3 separate regions of the Homo sapiens genome follow, and all the other regions are linked to region 1. Evidence: read pairs that join two places in POLR2A ChIA-PET (ENCODE). Cell type or tissue: A673. All regions are shown on one strand. Links, peaks and the distances in the headings refer to the core of each region. The heading gives the core; the rest is flanking DNA.

Evidence for each region. Peaks named below come from ENCODE experiments on the same cell type or tissue, not always from the same donor. Only the 100,000 strongest peaks of a DNase experiment are listed, where the experiment ranks them.
Region 2: POLR2A ChIA-PET joins it to region 1 with 6 read pairs; 5 of 35 experiments call an interaction of 5 or more read pairs at or near these places.
Region 3: POLR2A ChIA-PET joins it to region 1 with 7 read pairs; 1 of 35 experiments calls an interaction of 5 or more read pairs at or near these places.

What each region holds. Positions count from the first base shown.
Region 1 is chr22:41,890,452-41,895,889 of GRCh38, reverse strand. It overlaps SREBF2 (sterol regulatory element binding transcription factor 2), which reads right to left. Exons shown (of 19, transcript NM_004599.4): 12 at 2,605-2,773; 13 at 953-1,070. Among named protein-coding and RNA genes, the nearest start is that of MIR33A, 7.8 kb to the left of the region's middle. In A673, for the core only: no CTCF peak of the experiment used is centred there; no DNase peak of the experiment used is centred there; H3K27ac peaks cover 952 bases.
Region 2 is chr22:41,731,702-41,737,139 of GRCh38, reverse strand. MEI1 (meiotic double-stranded break formation protein 1) reads right to left here. Exons shown (of 31, transcript NM_152513.4): 10 at 4,796-4,895; 11 at 4,537-4,671. Among named protein-coding and RNA genes, the nearest start is that of MEI1, 35 kb to the right of the region's middle. In A673, for the core only: no CTCF peak of the experiment used is centred there; no DNase peak of the experiment used is centred there.
Region 3 is chr22:42,956,679-42,962,116 of GRCh38, reverse strand. All of the region lies in intron 1 of PACSIN2 (protein kinase C and casein kinase substrate in neurons 2), which reads left to right. Among named protein-coding and RNA genes, the nearest start is that of PACSIN2, 56 kb to the left of the region's middle. RefSeq lists an enhancer at 2,120-2,414. In A673, for the core only: no CTCF peak of the experiment used is centred there; a DNase peak (open chromatin) is centred at 2,196; H3K27ac peaks cover 2,153 bases.

The sequences.
Region 1 (5,438 bases), core at 349-5,348:
GGGATTACAGACGTGAGCCACTGCACCCAGCCCCCATCCCCTTTCAACAGGCCCCTGCTCCCTACCCCAAAAAGCAGAGCAAGCTAATGAAATCCCTGACTTGGTCCAAGTACTGACTCCGCTTGGTAAAGGGATACATAAAAATGGGTGCACCTGCCAGGCGTGGTGGCTCATGCCTGTAATCCCAGCACTTTGGGAGGCCGAGGCAGGCGGATTGCCCGAGATCAGGAGTTCAAGACCAGCCTGAATGACATGGTGAAACCTCATCTCTACTAAAAGTACAAAAATTAGCCAGGCATGGTGGTGGGCGCCTGTAATCCCAGCTACTTGGGAGGCTAAGGCAGAAGAATCACTTGAACCCGGGAGGCAGAGGTTGCAGTGAGCTGAGACTGGTCCATTGCACTCCAGCCTGGGCAACAAGAGCGAAACTCCATCTCAAAAAAAAAAAAAAAAAAAAAGGCCTGGGCATGGTGGCTCACGCCTGTAATCCCAGCACTTTGGGAGGCTGAGGCAGGCGGATCACGAGGTCGAGACCATCCTGGCTAACATGGTGAAACCTCGTCTCTACTAAAAATACAAAAAATTAGCCGGGCATGGTGGCAGGCGCCTGTAGTCCCAGCTACTCAGGAGGCTGACACAGAAGAATGGCGTGAACCCAGGAGGCAGAGCTTGCAGTGTGCCAAGATTGCGCCACTGCACTCCAACCTGAGTGACAGAGCGAGACTCCGTCTCCAAAAAAAAAAAAAAAACGCACTTGGTCTAGGAGGAAAGGCCAGGTCAGAGTTAACATAGGGCTCTCATTTTTGAGAAATTAAATACAAAGGAACCATTTGATTGCCCTGCCAACCCGATGCCAGGCTTGTTTCCCTCCAGGAGTGCAGGCCTTCAGGCTGTCCTGGAGTTGCCTGCGTGGACAGGTCCTAAGGCAGGGGGACTGGTCTGGGGACTTTACCAGCTCTCTTCTTCCTGGTCTCCAGCCTTCTTCTTGGCCTGAGGTTTCACCAAGGACTCTATAGCTCGCTCCAGCAGGTTCTTGCAGAAGGCCTGGTGGACCTGCGCAATGGGGTCAGCTGGAAAAGAGACAGGCAAGGGGGGTTAAATGGAGCTCATTTATGAGCCCACTTTGTCTTTACGGAGAGAAACTCCAAACACAGCCATGCCTTGTGAATGGGGATCAGATGCCCCTTCTCCACCAAAGCCCAGAACTACTGTGCTAAACAGTTGGAGGATGGGGGAGAGTGTTCACTCCCAGCCTGAAGAGCTCAAGACTAGTTCTGGATGAGCTCCGGTGGGGAGGGGGTGTGGGGGAGGGTGCTGTGTCTCCTGGCACAGTGCTCAGTACTCTAAGGTTGGGAGCTGTCAGGTGGAGTTGGATCAGAAAACAGAAAATGGAATGTCTCAGAGGATTTCTCTTCTCCATGTGGCTAAGGAGAACCACCAGGCAAGGAAAAAAAGGTGGTAGCTGCTGCCACGCTCATGACAACGAAGAACATGCTCCGGTTTTTCCAGAGCCTTGTCATGGAACGTGCCATCAGCAGTGACCTGTCTGAACTGGCTAGACACGGGGCCTTGCAATGCTTGGATAGCTGACTGTCACCAGCAAGTTTCTTTACTGGCAGGCCTCAAATCACCAGCCCCTTCTCTCTCCTCACATGTGGCAGATATGTGGGCCTCGATCTAATGACCAGGAGGAGGGACACTTATGAACACATTCCAAGTAACAAGGCCTGGAGCCAGAGACTGCCAGAGATGACAAAGCCACTGAGAAGTCCATGTTTAGCCAGCAGGGGTGGGGTAGAAAGATTTAGGATTGCTTTTGCTTTCATCCTTTATATTTTGGTGTTGCACACAATTCTCACGTTGAGCAATACAGTTATTATTTAAAAAAGAAAAGGACAGTGAACTCCCCCAATGTGTGACACACACCCCTATACCTGTAGAACCTTACTCTCCCCACAGACTCCAATTCTGAGAGGGGAGGAAAAGTACAGCAGAAAGCAGACAGCCACTGAGCACTCAAGGTCTAAGTCAATCCTGACCAGCCTCTACTGCTCCAAGGCCGGGCGAGTCAACTCCAATCACTATCAAATGCCAGGGACAGAAAGCCAGCACCTCCTTCCAATGCCTGAAGCCTCGTCCCTGTCACCACTCTGAGCAGTTGATGACTGCCTGCCACCTATTGTTCCCAAACTCTCCATTTATGTCTGTCTGCTCTCCCAATGGGAGAGACCTGGAGGCCAGGGAAAGCAAGCCTCACACATCCTTTGTGTCTCCAAAGTGCCCAAAACAAGGGCTAAGAGTACCCTTGGAGCTTAATCACAATTTATTGCTGTGTGATGTAAGGACCATGGGCTCTGAATGTTAGAGAGAGCAGAGCTGCACACCCAGCTTAGCCACTGACAATTTCTGATCAGGCTTGTGACCTTAAGCAAGTTACTCAACCTCCCTGAGCTTTGGTTCAAACAAACAAACAAACAAACAAACAAACGGACTCAACAAGATTAAGAGACAACCCGTGTCTCCGCGTGTCTGGTGCAGTGACTCTGTAGTACCGGCGGTTTGCATGGCTTTCTCCAATTCTGAATGGCTCCAAGGTATTCTCACCTGGGTTCCTCTGGGCACAGTATAGACTCTCCTTGGCAGCTGACTTCACAGACCAGCTCCGCTCCATGAAAAACTTCTGGCCCAGGGGGTGGCAGAGCCAGCGCAGGGAGTCAGGAACAGCACTGTGCTCGGGGCCACACAGGCTCTGGGCTCGGCTGAGGAAGTAGCTCTGTGGAAGGACAAGGACCAGGGGTAACACCAAGGTGGCAGAATGCTGGCTGCAGCCACTGTGGGGTGCAGAAAGCACCATGGTGGAGGTGGGCTTTGGGGGAGACTGGGAAAGATCAGCACAGGGATAGGACTCCCACAGGTACCTGAAAGTAAAGCCCACCATGGAAACTAGGGCAAGCCCACCAGTAGAGTGTGCTGGACTTGCTGACTAGGTCCACATCCCAGCAGGAGGGCAGGGAGCAGCCACAAGGCACGCGTGGGGCCCCTGCTGCATCCTGTCCTGCTGGGGCTGCCTGATCCTACTGGCATTCAACCTGCAGGGTAAACTAGGAAGGCGGTTTCCCAAGGAGGGGTCTCAGGGGCCCCCTGGCTGCTGTACTTTCCCCTCGGCCCCGAGAGTGCCAAGCCAGGCAGCCCCTTCTATCCTGGGACTTTTTATCATGTCATTTTTTTTTTTTTTTTTTTTTGAGACGGAGTTTCGCTCTGTCGCCCAGGCTGGAGTGCAGTGGCGCGATCTCGACTCACTGCAAGCTCTGCCTCCCGGGTTCACGCCATTCTCCTGCCTCAGCCTCCCGTGTAGCTGGGACTACAGGCGCGCGCCACCATGCCCGGCTAATTTTTGTATTTTTAGTAGAGACGGGGTTTCACCGTGTTAGCCAGGATGGTCTCGATCTCTTGACCTCGTGATCCGCCCGTCTCGGCCTCCCAAAGTGCTGGGATTACAGGCGTGAGCCACCGTGCCTGGCCCATCATGTCATTTTAATTACATATCTTTTAGACTATTTTAGGCAAAATTATTCTGCTTTGACTAATTTTTCTTTTACTTTTACTTTGCGTGTAAAGTTTAGAACAGTGCTCGGCACATGGCCAGCCGTCAGGGTCACATCAGATGGCACTGGAGTGAAGGGGCAGCTGGGAGGACAGCCCAGGCCCTGTACAGGCAAGTATCTGTGTGCAGGTGGTTGAGAGACTCCCCCCACAAAGCTGGCCCTGCAAGGGCGGCCCCCTACAGAAACCCCATGGCACCCCTGCATGAGCCCCTGATGTGAACACCAGCCTGCGAGAAAGAACAGAGGGGGAACCTGGAAAGCCTCTTTGTGGGACAATTCAAAGAGCCAGGGCCCCGGTCACTGGGCCCCTCCTCCACTTGCCGGGATAACATCATTCCAGGACCCCACTGACAAGAACTGCAGGGACAATACCATCTACCACGTTTTCAGTTCTGTCACTTTTTGAGTGAGGGTATTTTCACACTAACACCCATGACTTCCAACCCATAACCACTCCCCGAAACAGGCCAGGGTGAGTGAGGAACTGAGGACAGAAGACAGGAGGGAGGGAGAAGCATAAGATAGAAAGCCCAGGGAGCCCAGGGGCGGGGCTGCCAGGCCGAGGCCCGCAGACATCGCTTCCACACCCCAGCCCTCGCCCCCACAGGAGCAGCGCTGTTTCATGGTCTGGTTCAGTCTGATGGTTCTGACCTTTACTGGGCTCTAAGTAGCCATCAGCGAATGTAACGGCTTCAGAAGACTTGAATGCCAGGGTCAGAAATAGCACTGTCAGAGTGCCACTCGAGGACACAGACAGAGAAGACTATCTCTCTCCAGGGGGAACCTGGAGACACTGCCTGAGTCTGAGAGAAAACAACCTGTTCTATAGACACATACTCATAATCTCAAAGCAGCTTATGAGATGAGGTGGGGTGTTTCACTTACATTTCTAATCACTGGGACCAGGGGCACCAATAGTCCGTCCTTCCTCTTTGGTAACCAGTGTTGATACTGGATACTGGAGAACAAATGTAGAGGACCCTCGCGACCCTCTGCCAACCTTCCACAAAGCACTCACTGAATCTGAGCTGATAACTGCAATGGTGGGAGAATAGCAGTTGAGGAGCTGAGCAGGGAGGGAGATTGGGGGGTGGTGGCGTGATTCCTGGGCTTCGGAGGTCCCAGAACATTTGAACGGTTGACTCCAACTCTCTTTCCAAGAACAGCCAATTCCACATGTCCAATCAGCAAGGGAGCCTGGTGGCTGCTCCAGGAGAAACTGAGGACCAACTGGTCCCTCACGAGGGCCCAAATGTTACAAGTAGAAGCAAAGCCTAGTCCAGGTCATACGGCAAGAGGAACCAGAAAGGCAAATGTGGAAATCACTAAGTAAAAATGTATTTTAAGCTTAATTCTTTTCTTTTCTTTTTTTTTTTAAAGACAGAGTCTTGCTCTGTCACCCAGGCTGGAGTGCAGTGGTGTGATCTTGGCTCACTGCAACCTCCGCCTCCTGGGTTCTAGCAATTCTCCTGCCTCAGCCTCCCAAGTAGCTGGGATTATAGGCACCCGCCACCGCACCCAGCTAATTTTTATATTTTTAGTAGAGACAGGGTTTCACCATCTTGGCCACGCTGGTGGCTTGGCTTGTAATCCCAAGCCAAAAAAAAAAAAATTTTTTTTTAAGTTTTCCTAAATTTTATAGACACCAGAATCTTCCCCAACTGGGGCCTAGGAGCCTCCCCCTGTAACTCATCTGCTAATTGCCTGATGTGAAAGAGGCTGTGGCAAGAACCCCACAACTGTTTAGATCCTGAGAGCCACTCAGTATCCCTGGGCCAGTCCCAACCCCAGGTTGTGTCCCCTAACATCGGTCTAACCCCATGGCTCTCAAAT
Region 2 (5,438 bases), core at 147-5,146, 160 kb after region 1:
AGTCACACAATGATTTAAGGGAATATTATTTTGGGCAGAGTTGGAATAATTAGTGGCAGGAATAAGTTTGATGTGTTCAAGAAACAGAAAGCAGATCAGAGGAATGAACAAGAAGTGACTGAGTACTGTTTGTGGAGCCAGGGACCCAAATCTAATTCTTTAGATCCCAAATTGGGTGTTTTTCTCTATATGCTAGTAGCATGGACAAATTGAGATTGAAGGTTCTGGAATAAAGCACCAGGCAGTTGGAAATGTGGTCTGGAGTTCAGGAAAACACTATAGTGGGCTGAATGGTGGTACCCAAAGATGTCAGGTCCTAATCCCAGGAACCTATGTTATTTTCTACAGTAAAGTTTTCACAGAGAATCCTGAGATAAAGCCATTATCCTGGATTATTCAGGTGGTCCCCTACATCCCATCATAAGTAGCCTTATGAGAGAGAGGCAGCCAGGCATAATGACTCATGCCTGTAATCCCAGTACTTTGAGAGGTCAAAGTGGGAGGATCACTTGAAGCCTGAAGCTCAAGACCAGCCTGGGGAATATAGCAAGATCCCTATCTCTACAAAAAATAAAAAAAAATTTTTTGGCCAGGCGCGGTAGCTCACGCCTGTAATCCCAGCCCTTTGAGAGGCAGAGGCACGCAGATCACAAGGTCAGGAGATCGAGACCATCCTGGCTAACACGGTGAAACCCTGTCTCTACTAAAAATACAAAAACAAAATTAGCCAGGGATGGTGGCAGGCACCTGTAGTCCCAGCCACTCGGGAGGCTGAGGCGGGAGAATGGCGTGAACCCGGGAGGCACAACTTGCAGTGAGCTGAGATCACGCCACTGCACTCCAGCGTGGGAGACAAAGCAAGACTCCGTTTCAAAAAAAAAAAAAGAAAAAGAAAAAAGAAAAAAATTTAAGAAAAGAAAGAGAAAAGGCAGAGGGAGATTATACACATAGAGAAGAGAAGACAATGTAGTCACAGAGGCAGTGATTACAGTGATATGACCTTAAGTCATGGAATGCCCGGAGCCACCAGAAGCTGGAAGAGGCAGGGAAGTGTTCCGTATTAGAAGCTCCAAAGGGAGTGTGGCCCTGCTGACACCTTGATTTCATTTCAGTGATACTGATTTTGGACTTCTGGCCCCCTAGAACCATGAGAAGGTAAATACCTGTTGTTTTCAAGTTTGTGGTAATCTGGTCCTGTAGCAATAGGAAACTAACACAGGCATTTTAGGCAAGAACTATAGATTTGAGCATTATCAACATATAGCTAGTAGCTGAAGCTCTGTGAGTGGCTGAGAGCATTCAAAGAGGAACTACAGTAAGAGAACCAGGGCTAGAGGCTGGAGTTCATAGGTGTTAAAGAGCTGCCAGCTTCTGATTAAAGGTGATGGAGTCAACAGATACAGTTACCTCTGCTACTCCTTACCAAAATGAAAGAGAATTTTCTTTCAAGATATAAATTCAAAACAACAGAGAAAATACAAAAGACATGATAACATAACACTTTGGAAGTATAATTTGGCCCTCTGTATTGTGGATTCTACATCTATGGATTCAATCAACTGTGGACCAAAAATATTTTTTAAAATCTATAAAAAAAATAACAATATGGCTGGGCACGGTGGCTCACGCCTGTAATCCCAGCACTTTGGAAGGCCAAGGTGGGGGATCACCTGAGGTCGGCAGTTCGAGACCAGCCCGCCCAACATGGAGAAACCCCGTCTCTACTAAAAATACAAAATTAGCCGGGTGTAGTGGTGCATGCCTGTAATCCCAGCTACTCGGGAGGCTGTGGCAGGAGGAGAATCACTTGAACCCGGGAGGCAGAGGTTGTGGTGAGCCGAGATCATGCCTTTGCACTCCAGCCTGGGCAACAAGAGCAAAACTCCATCTCAAAAAAAAAAAAAAAAAAAAACACTTTGGGAGGCCGAAGCGGGCGGATCACGAGGTCAGGAGATCGAGACCATCCTGGCTAACACAGTGAAACCCCGTCTCTACTAAAAATACAAAAAAATTAGCCAGGTGTGGTGGCGCGCGCCTGTAGTCCCAGCTACTAGAAAGGCTGAGGCAGGAGAATGGCGTGAACCTGGGAGGCGGAGGTTGCAGTGAGCCAAGATCACGCCACTGCACCCCAGCCTGGGTGAAAGAGGGAGACTCCATCTCAAAAAAAAGAAAAAAATACAATAAAAAAATATATAAAATGTAGGCCAGGTGCAAGTGGCTCATACCTGTAATCCTAACACTTTGGGAAGCCGACACAGGTGGATCACCTGAGGTCAGGAGTTCGAGACCACCCTGGCCAACGTGGCGAAACCCCATCTCTACTAAAAATACAAAATTAGCTGGGCATGGTGGCACGCACCTGTAGTCCCAGCTACTCGGGAGGCTGAGGCAGGAGAATTGCTTGAGCCTGGGAGGCAGCAGTTGCAATGAGCCAAGATCACACCATTGCACTCCAGCCTGGGCGACAGAGCGAAACTTCATCTCAAAAAAAATTTTAAATACAGCATGACAACTATTTACATTCCATTGTTTGTTTGTTTGTTTTTGAGATGGAGTCTCACTCTGTGGCCTCAGTCTGGAGTACAGTGGCAAGATCTCAGATCACTGCAACCTCCGCCTCCCAGGCTCAGATAATTCTCCTTCCTCAGCCTCCTGAGTAACTGGGATTACAGGCAAGCGCCATCATGCCCAACTAATTTTTGTATTTTTAGTAGAGACAGGGTTTCACCATCTTGGCCAGGCTGGTCTTGAACTCCTGACTTCAGGTAATTGGCCCGCCTCAGCCTCCCAAAGTGCTGGGATTATAGGCGTGAGCCACCGCGCCCCGTCTACATTGCATTGACATTGCATAGTCGTCCCTCAGTATCTGTGGGGAATTGGTTCCAGGACCCCTGAAGATACCAAAACCAGGATGCTCAAGCTCCTTACATAAAATGGTATAGTATTTGCATATAACCTATGCACATCCTCCAGCATACTTTATTTATTTTATTTTATTTTATTTTATTTTTTGAGACAGAATTTCACTCTGTTACCCAGGCTGGAGTATAATGGTGTGATCTCCACTCACTGCAACCTCCGCCTCCCAGGTTCAAGCAATTGTCCTATCTCAGCCTCCTGAGTAGCTGGGATTACAGGTGTGTGACACCACATCCGGCTAATTTTTTATATTTTTAGTAAAGACAGGGTTTCTACATGTTGGCCAGGCTGGTCTCAAACTCCCGACTTCAGGTGGTCCGCCGACCTTGGCCTCCCAAAGTGCTGGGATTATAGGCATGAGCCACCGCACGTGGTCCTCCAGTATACTTTAAATCATCTCTAGATTACATATAATACCTAATACAATGCAAATGCTATATAAATAGTTATTATACTGTTTGGGTGTTTTGTTTTGTTTTGTTTTTGAGACAGAGCCTTGCTCTGTCACCCAGGCTGGAGTGCAGTGGCGCAATCTTGGCTTACTACAACCTCTGCAGCAATTCTCGTGCCTCAGCCTCCTGAGTAGCTGGGACTACAGGCATGCGCCATCATGCCCAGTTAAGTTTTTGTAGAGATGGGATTTTACTACATTGGCCAGGCTGGTCTCGAACTCCTGACTCAAGTGATCCACCTGCCTTGGTCTCCCAAAGTGCTGGGTTTACAGGGATAAGCCACTGTGCCTGGCCTGGTTTCTTTTTTTCTTTTTTCTTTTGAGACAAGGTCTCACTCTGTCACCCAGGCTGGAGTGCAGTGGTGTGATCTCAGCTCACCGCAACCTCTGCTTCCCAGGTTCAAGCAATCCTCCCACCTCAGCCTTCAAGCAGCCGGAACTATAGGTGTGCACCAACATGCCTGGCTAATTTTTGGATTTTTAGTAGAGACAGGTTCTGTTGTGTTGCCCAGGCTGGTCTTGAACTCCTGGGCTCAGGTGATCCAACCCACCTTGGCCTCCCAAAGTGCTGGGATTACAGGTGTGAGCCACCATGTCCAACGTATACTGTATTGTTTAGGGAATAATAACAAGAAAAAAAGTCTGTACGTGTTCAATACAGACACAACCATCCATTCTTTAAAATTTTCAGCTGGATGCGGTGGCTCACGCCTGTAATCCCAGCACTTTGGGAGGTTGAGACAGGTGAATCACCTGAGGTCAGGCGTTCGAGACCAGCCTGGCCAACATGGTGAAACCTCGCCTCTAATAATAATACAAAAATTAGCTGGGCATGGTGGTACACACCTGTAATCCCAGCTACTTGGGAGGCTGAGGCAGGAGAATCACTTGAACCCAGGAGGCAGAGATTGTAGTGAGCTGAGATCACACCATTGCACTCCAGCCTAGGCAACAAGAACAAAACTCCATCTCCAAAAAAAAAAAAAAAAAAAATTTTTCAATCCATGGTTGGTTGAATCCATGGATGTGGAATCCACAATTATGAAGGGCCAACTATATTAGGTATTATAAGTAATCTAGGGATACTTAAATATCCGCTACCCTGGCCTCAACAGGCCCTTAGGTATATGCAGGGATGGAAAGTTCAGCCTGCCTGGGTCTCTCACCTCAGAAAAGCAGAAGTGGCCTTCAAGGCCTCAGCAGCCACCTCCAGCACAGGGCTGCTAACTGCTTCTTGGAGGGCACGGCCAGCATCTCTGCACATGGCTGAGCTTGTGAACAGCTTGATCTCCTCTGGCTGCCTGAGAAATGGAAGATGAGAAACGAGTAGGTGAACTCTTCTCACTGACCCCACCAGGAGTGAAAGCCCACTTTTCCTTCTGCAGTCTGGCCCCTACAAGCCTCATGTTCCACCACTTTGCTCACCGGGTCAGGATTTCAGCGAAAAGCAGCAGGCCCTGCTTGTGCAGCTCTATGTTGTTCATCTTCAGGCTTCCCTGCAGGCTCCTCACCACTGCCTCGATCCCTACCACAGGATGACATGACAGAGGCCAGGGATCAGTGCTCTCTTGTTCCTTCACTGCCCACCCAGAAGAGGTGACAGGCTCTGGACAGCATGTATGAGTTGGAGGCCACTCGTGGAGGGACCCTGACAAGATTGAGCTAATGGGACCAGACTGTGAGATCTTTGAGGCCGGGCCCTCATCTGATTCATCTCCCCAACACCCAGTACAAGCCATAGCACAGTCCCTGGCACTTGAGGTTTTCAGTGAACACCTACTGACCAAGCCATATTTTCTCCACTTGGCATACTCCTGTTCCTCCTTGGAGAATCAGGTCAAAACCCCACTCCTCCAAAAAGCCTTCCCTGATCCATTCAGAGCTGTGAACCTCCCCTGAGCCCCCACAGCTCCTGTGCTTCCCTCTAGCAGAGCTCTAATCAGCTCATAATGAAATTTCCCTTTGCATCTCTCTCCCTTTTCTGAGGGCAAGAACCAATGTTATTTGTTATCTCTAAATCTCCAGGTCCCAGCCTGGTGCCTGGCATAAACTAGGAATATAAAATGAA
Region 3 (5,438 bases), core at 147-5,146, 1.1 Mb before region 1:
GGTTTCACCATGTTGGCCAGGCTGGTCTCAAACTTGCTTCCCCAGAACTCAGGCGCTGCTTCTGTCTTAGTGGAGTGAGTGCTTGCCAGCTGTGGCGGGCGTGGCACTCTGGTGTTCATCTTCTGTGATGGTGCCGTGGATTTAACTAAGCCAACCACAGGATATAGTGAAATATGTGTTGACTTCTCTGCTTTTTTGGTGACGGGCTGTGTGGGGAGGGGTGGTAAATAATTTCTCAAGTAGTGTAAATTATTATCATATGTCAAGTAATAGAGTCTCATGTTATGTGGTCTTTGCTTTTATTGGTATTTTTCCATTAAGGAATTTCTTTTTCTCTTTTTTTTGAGACAGGATCTCGCTCTGTCACCCAGGCTAGAGTGCAGTGACGTGATCTCAGCTCACTGCAACCTCTGCTCCCTGGGGTCAAGCGATTCTCGTGCCTCAGCCTCCTGAGTAGCTGGGATTACAGGCATGTGCCACTACACCTGGCCAATTTTTGTATTTTTTAGTAGAGATGAGGTTTCACCATATTGGCTAGGCTGGTCTCAAACTCCTGGCTTCAAGCAATCCATTTGCCTCAGCCTACCAAAGTGCTGGGACTACAAGTGTGAGCCACCGGCCCAGCCTAAGGAATTTCTAAACACAAGATTTTTTTTTTTTTTTTTTTTTAATTGATCATTCTTGGGTGTTTCTCACAGAGGGGGATTTGGCAGGGTCATAGGACAATAGTGGAGGGAAGGTCAACAGATAAACAAGTGAACAAAGGTCTCTGGTTTTCCTAGGCAGAGGACCCTGCGGCCTTCCGCAGTGTTTGTCTAAACACAAGATTTTCAAAAGAGATTTTTAACCTACTTCGTTTTGTGTTATAAGGTAAGACTAGATGGCTGTTTTTAACTGAACATTTTTGAATGAATATGAGTAGCAAGAACACTGGTAAATAGTGTATATCCACTTAGCACAGTTTCCCCTTGCAGTATGTTCTTTTGCCAATTACGTATTTTCCCATCCCTACATACACCCGCTTGGGCCATGTTGAAAGGAGGAACCGCCCTGAACTGGCCCTGCCCTGGCCATTACCACTTAGATCCTGGCTTGCCAAGGGGAATGGGGGAGTGTGCATGTGTATCTTCTAGGAGGGCACCTAGCAGAAATTGATCCCTTGAAATATTTGTTTCCTGTCTGTTTTTGCAGGTTGGTTTCCATATCTACTCTTTCCTGTAGTGTCTGTATTTTTTGTTACTGTATGAGATTTTAAAAAGTGTTATTGAATAATATGCATACCTAAAGTGCACAGATCTCAAGTGTACATATCAGTGAATTTTCACAAGCCCAGCACACCCATAGCCAGTTTAAGAGCCACAGCACAGCTCCAAAACCCTCCTGGCACCCCTTCCTGCCTGCCTCCTCTTTCTCTTCCCTGTCCCGGCTTCGAAGGGTGTAGATTAGTTACGCCTTTTCTTGTGCTGGATCCAAAGGGAATCGTACAGCATGTATTCTTGTAGGCACAAGCATTTTAAAATCTTTCTCTCCTCACCTAAAGCTTTATTGTTTTTTTCTTCACTTTAAATTCTTTGTAAAAATTGAAGAAGCGAGGTGTTTTTATTTCCATGTAATCACAGTTGCGTATTTGAGTGTCCTAGTTCTTAGGAGACAGTCGTGCTGCTGAGAGACCATGGGGTCACCTGCCTGTCTCCAGGGGACTCTGTGTCCCCAGTCCTGTCTCCTGCATGAGGCTTCCTGTTCATCTGCTGACAGGCATTGCCTTGTTGTGTGTAGTCACAGAAGGAAGTTGACTTCCACATGTAGGGACAGTGTAAGATTATCCTGTGCAAGCAAGTCCCTGTCCCACTGACTGCTGTGACGCCCCTCAGATGCAGAGAGAGCATGCTGTCTTTTTTCTCTTGTAAGCAGGAGGATCCCAAATACAAGAAGATATTAGAAGACTCATGTATGGTGTAAGTTAGTTTGTATATAATTTGATTTTTTGTGTGTTGGGGAGGGGGTAGTATGAATTTTGTTCTCAGACCTCTTCTCCCTGATTTTCCGTGGAAATACTGAAATTTCTCTTTGGCCACTTTCTGAAAAGAGAGCTCTTCTGTGATGGCCACAGCAGGCAGGAGCGTGCAGTCTGGGAACCTGGGACTGTACAGCGAATGCAGCAGTGTATGGGAATGACCTTATCTCGGCAGCCAACAGGAAATGATGAAATGTGCTGGGAGAATTCAGCTGAGAGACAGAGGTCAGACATGCCAGCAGGGTTGGAAAGAGGCAGGTACGGAAGCTGAGCTGCAGAGTTAGCCGGCATCTGACAGAAAAATGTGAGTGTGCTGTGGAAGGCTTGCATTTCCTTTAAGGTAGACCTCTTTGAAAGTAGAATTTTCACGGAATTGTTTTCTTTCTCACTGAGTGACTGATTTAACAGAACTCTCACCTTCTATGCAAGCGCACCTAGTTTTAGAGCTCCGTGACGGCAATGTTCAATTAGTTCATTATTAACTGAGCAATGCAGAATGCTTTATCCAGGGTGCTTGGAGAAGATGTCAGAGTAAGTGTTTGATTTTCTTGGAGAATAGATTTCGGCTTAAACAAATGAAGGATTGTGTTTTGTAATTTTTGACTCTGGTTTTAGAACATACGTGCGTGTTTCCTTTCAAAATAGATGCAATAACTTTGCACCTTTGCTTTGGCATGTTTTAGAGTAGCTGACATACTTTAGCTGTATTTTTTTCTTACCGAGTAGCTAAATGAGTTACTTGAGTTAGCTGTTAATAGAGGGCTTTTCCCCCTACTTTAAGGCGTTAATGTTTATTACATGCTGCCATTTTCTTTCTTTACAGCCAAATCTAATCTACAAACACATAAGTGGGACTTGAGAGAGAAAGCAAATTATCTTTTCCAGGAGACTGTAATTGCTGTTTCATGACTGTTTACTGCAGAGTCTCTGATCACCTGCCACCGCTCCAGGACCCCTCCCGACCACCTTCCCATCCTCCCCCTCAGTTCTTCTCATTTCTCATCCCAGCTGGACCCTGTGCCCTCGTCCCCCTCTGAGGGCTGTCACTAGACACTGTTTATATTTTTGTCGGGTAACAAAATGTAAAAGTCTTATTGTTTTAATAACTGAGCAGCCTTATGTACGTATTCAATTGTTTCTTAGAAGTCATATTCTGGAATTTTTGAAAAACAGTGGCTCCCCTTTATTGCTGTGGTGCTGTAATTCTAATTAGATTTTTAAAATCCTGATACTTAAGTGACCCATCACTCAGTGAATTATACTTACTGGATTACTGATTGCCATTAAAAAGGCAGCATCCTCTCTCCGTCCTCCAGAAAATACTGTGCTGGTGCAGCCTGTGCCTCACAGAAAAACATGCTTTCTTGTTAGGATGTTACCTACTGTGAAGTGTGTGTTTCAAATACTTTTAAGATTGCATAGGAAAGGTTTCTAGAAACCCCCAAGGTATATAGTATGTCTGTCCGACCTTAATCGGGCCCATCAGTTTTGTCTTTGCTCTTGTAGCTCTGAATATCTCTTTCTTCAGATCCCTTCCTTCTTGTCAGTAAAACATCCTACTGAATTCTGCATGAATTTTAAATGCTGTATTTATGAAAACAGCAAAGAGGTTTCATAACTTCAAACCAAAGCATTTTTACAGGTATGAGATTTATGCCAATAAGTAAAAATACGCCTTCCTTTTTTCTTTTTAAACAGTGTTAGTCCTTTGAGACCCGTTTGCCCACCCACACAATTCTGTTATTCATTTGGTGGCATAATGCAGAAGGTGGGAACGCAATATTTAGAGCTGTAATGGCTCTTGGACTTAATATTCCAGGATCCTCACTTTACCAAAGGAATTGGGATCCAGAGGTGACGACTTGTCCAAGGTCACTCGTCTCGTTGGTAGCCGAGTGAGTCTGAAACCCTGGTCATGAGACTCATTACTCTTTCCATTACAGTAATCTGCTTTCTTCGCATTATTATCTTAAGATGAATATCACTTAGCTAAGAGTGTTTTTTTTTTCTACTGATGAGTCCGTTCATATTTGTTTCACTTTCAAACACTCAGCTTTTATTCAATAACTTTTTTGCTGTAAGTACCATTTGCATAGATGTATAGTGAATTACCTCAAGTACAAAGAGCATTGACATTTCTTAAAAATCAACAATTCTCTATATTATAAAGTTTTGCTTGCCTCTCCCCTAGCTCAGGGGAGAGACAGTCAATTGTTACTGATAGAAGCGGGCCTCACGATGGGATTGCTTGCCAGATGAGAATGCCAAACTTAATACAATCACAACTAATACAAGAAACAGACAAGCACTCAATTCTTCTTTGAAACAGGATTCTTCAGGGTGTGAAAGGGAAACCCCAAACCTTTAGCATTTCTGCCTTTCAGCCCCTATAAGGGAATACTGACTCTGTCTTGAGCTGAACTGAAGAGGTATTGGAATATGAAAGACTTTAAAATAATACAACATAATATAAATAAAGGAGAAAACGATTTAATTTATAAAAATGGAATTTACTCACAATTTTCCAGAATCATTAAAAATGGTCTCTGCTAAAAATTCAGTTTGAATCCTCTGAAATTCAGGTGTGGGAGTTAGTTATAAACAGGTATGCTGAGAACAGTGGGTGACTGTTCCTAGACCTCGGTGTGGCCATCACTGTCTGTCCAAAGTCACCTTAAAATACCTTGGGGAGGTTCACAGGATAGCGCTTATTTGTATTTTCTAAAGTATTTAGAATATATGCCTTGAAGAATTTCTGAAACAAAAGCACTTCAGGAAAACTGGCACTTTCATAAATATGTTAATTGTATTTGAAGTTGAATTTAATAACTTTACAACTATTTTAATTTATGAAACTGAAGAATGAAGTGGAATACATAAGCAATATTTTTATGCAGTGTGTCAGAACTGTCTTCCCTCCTGGTGTTCTAGTGGGCACTTTCTGTCAGTCTCCTTAAAGAGGTGCTGCTTTCATTTGGTGAGCCAGGCGACATTATCCTAGAGAAGAAGTGGGGCTGCAGGCTCAGGAGCCGCAGTGGCTTAGTTCGCTTCTCCCATAATTTAGTTACCTTTGTTCCCCAATTAGCATTTTATACTTACTATTATATTTTCACTATATATTAAGTATAGAATATTCCAATCGGCTTCCTTTTCTTAGTGTATAATTGACCTTCTTATCTTCTGCAGTCTATAAGTAACATTTGATATGCTTCCCTCCCTGGCCTCTAGCTTCTGCCCACATTAGTATAAATGTTGCTGTGCTTGTGAGATTTAAAGATGAGAAAGAGATACCAGACTGTTGCAGTGCTGGCATTGCTCCAAACTGAGAAGGGGTTAAACGGCAGCCCCCTGGGGCTGCTGTTGGCTTAGAAATCTCAGAGTTTGTGTTGTTGGTGTTTGGGCCTTTTTCATGTCCACCTCTGTC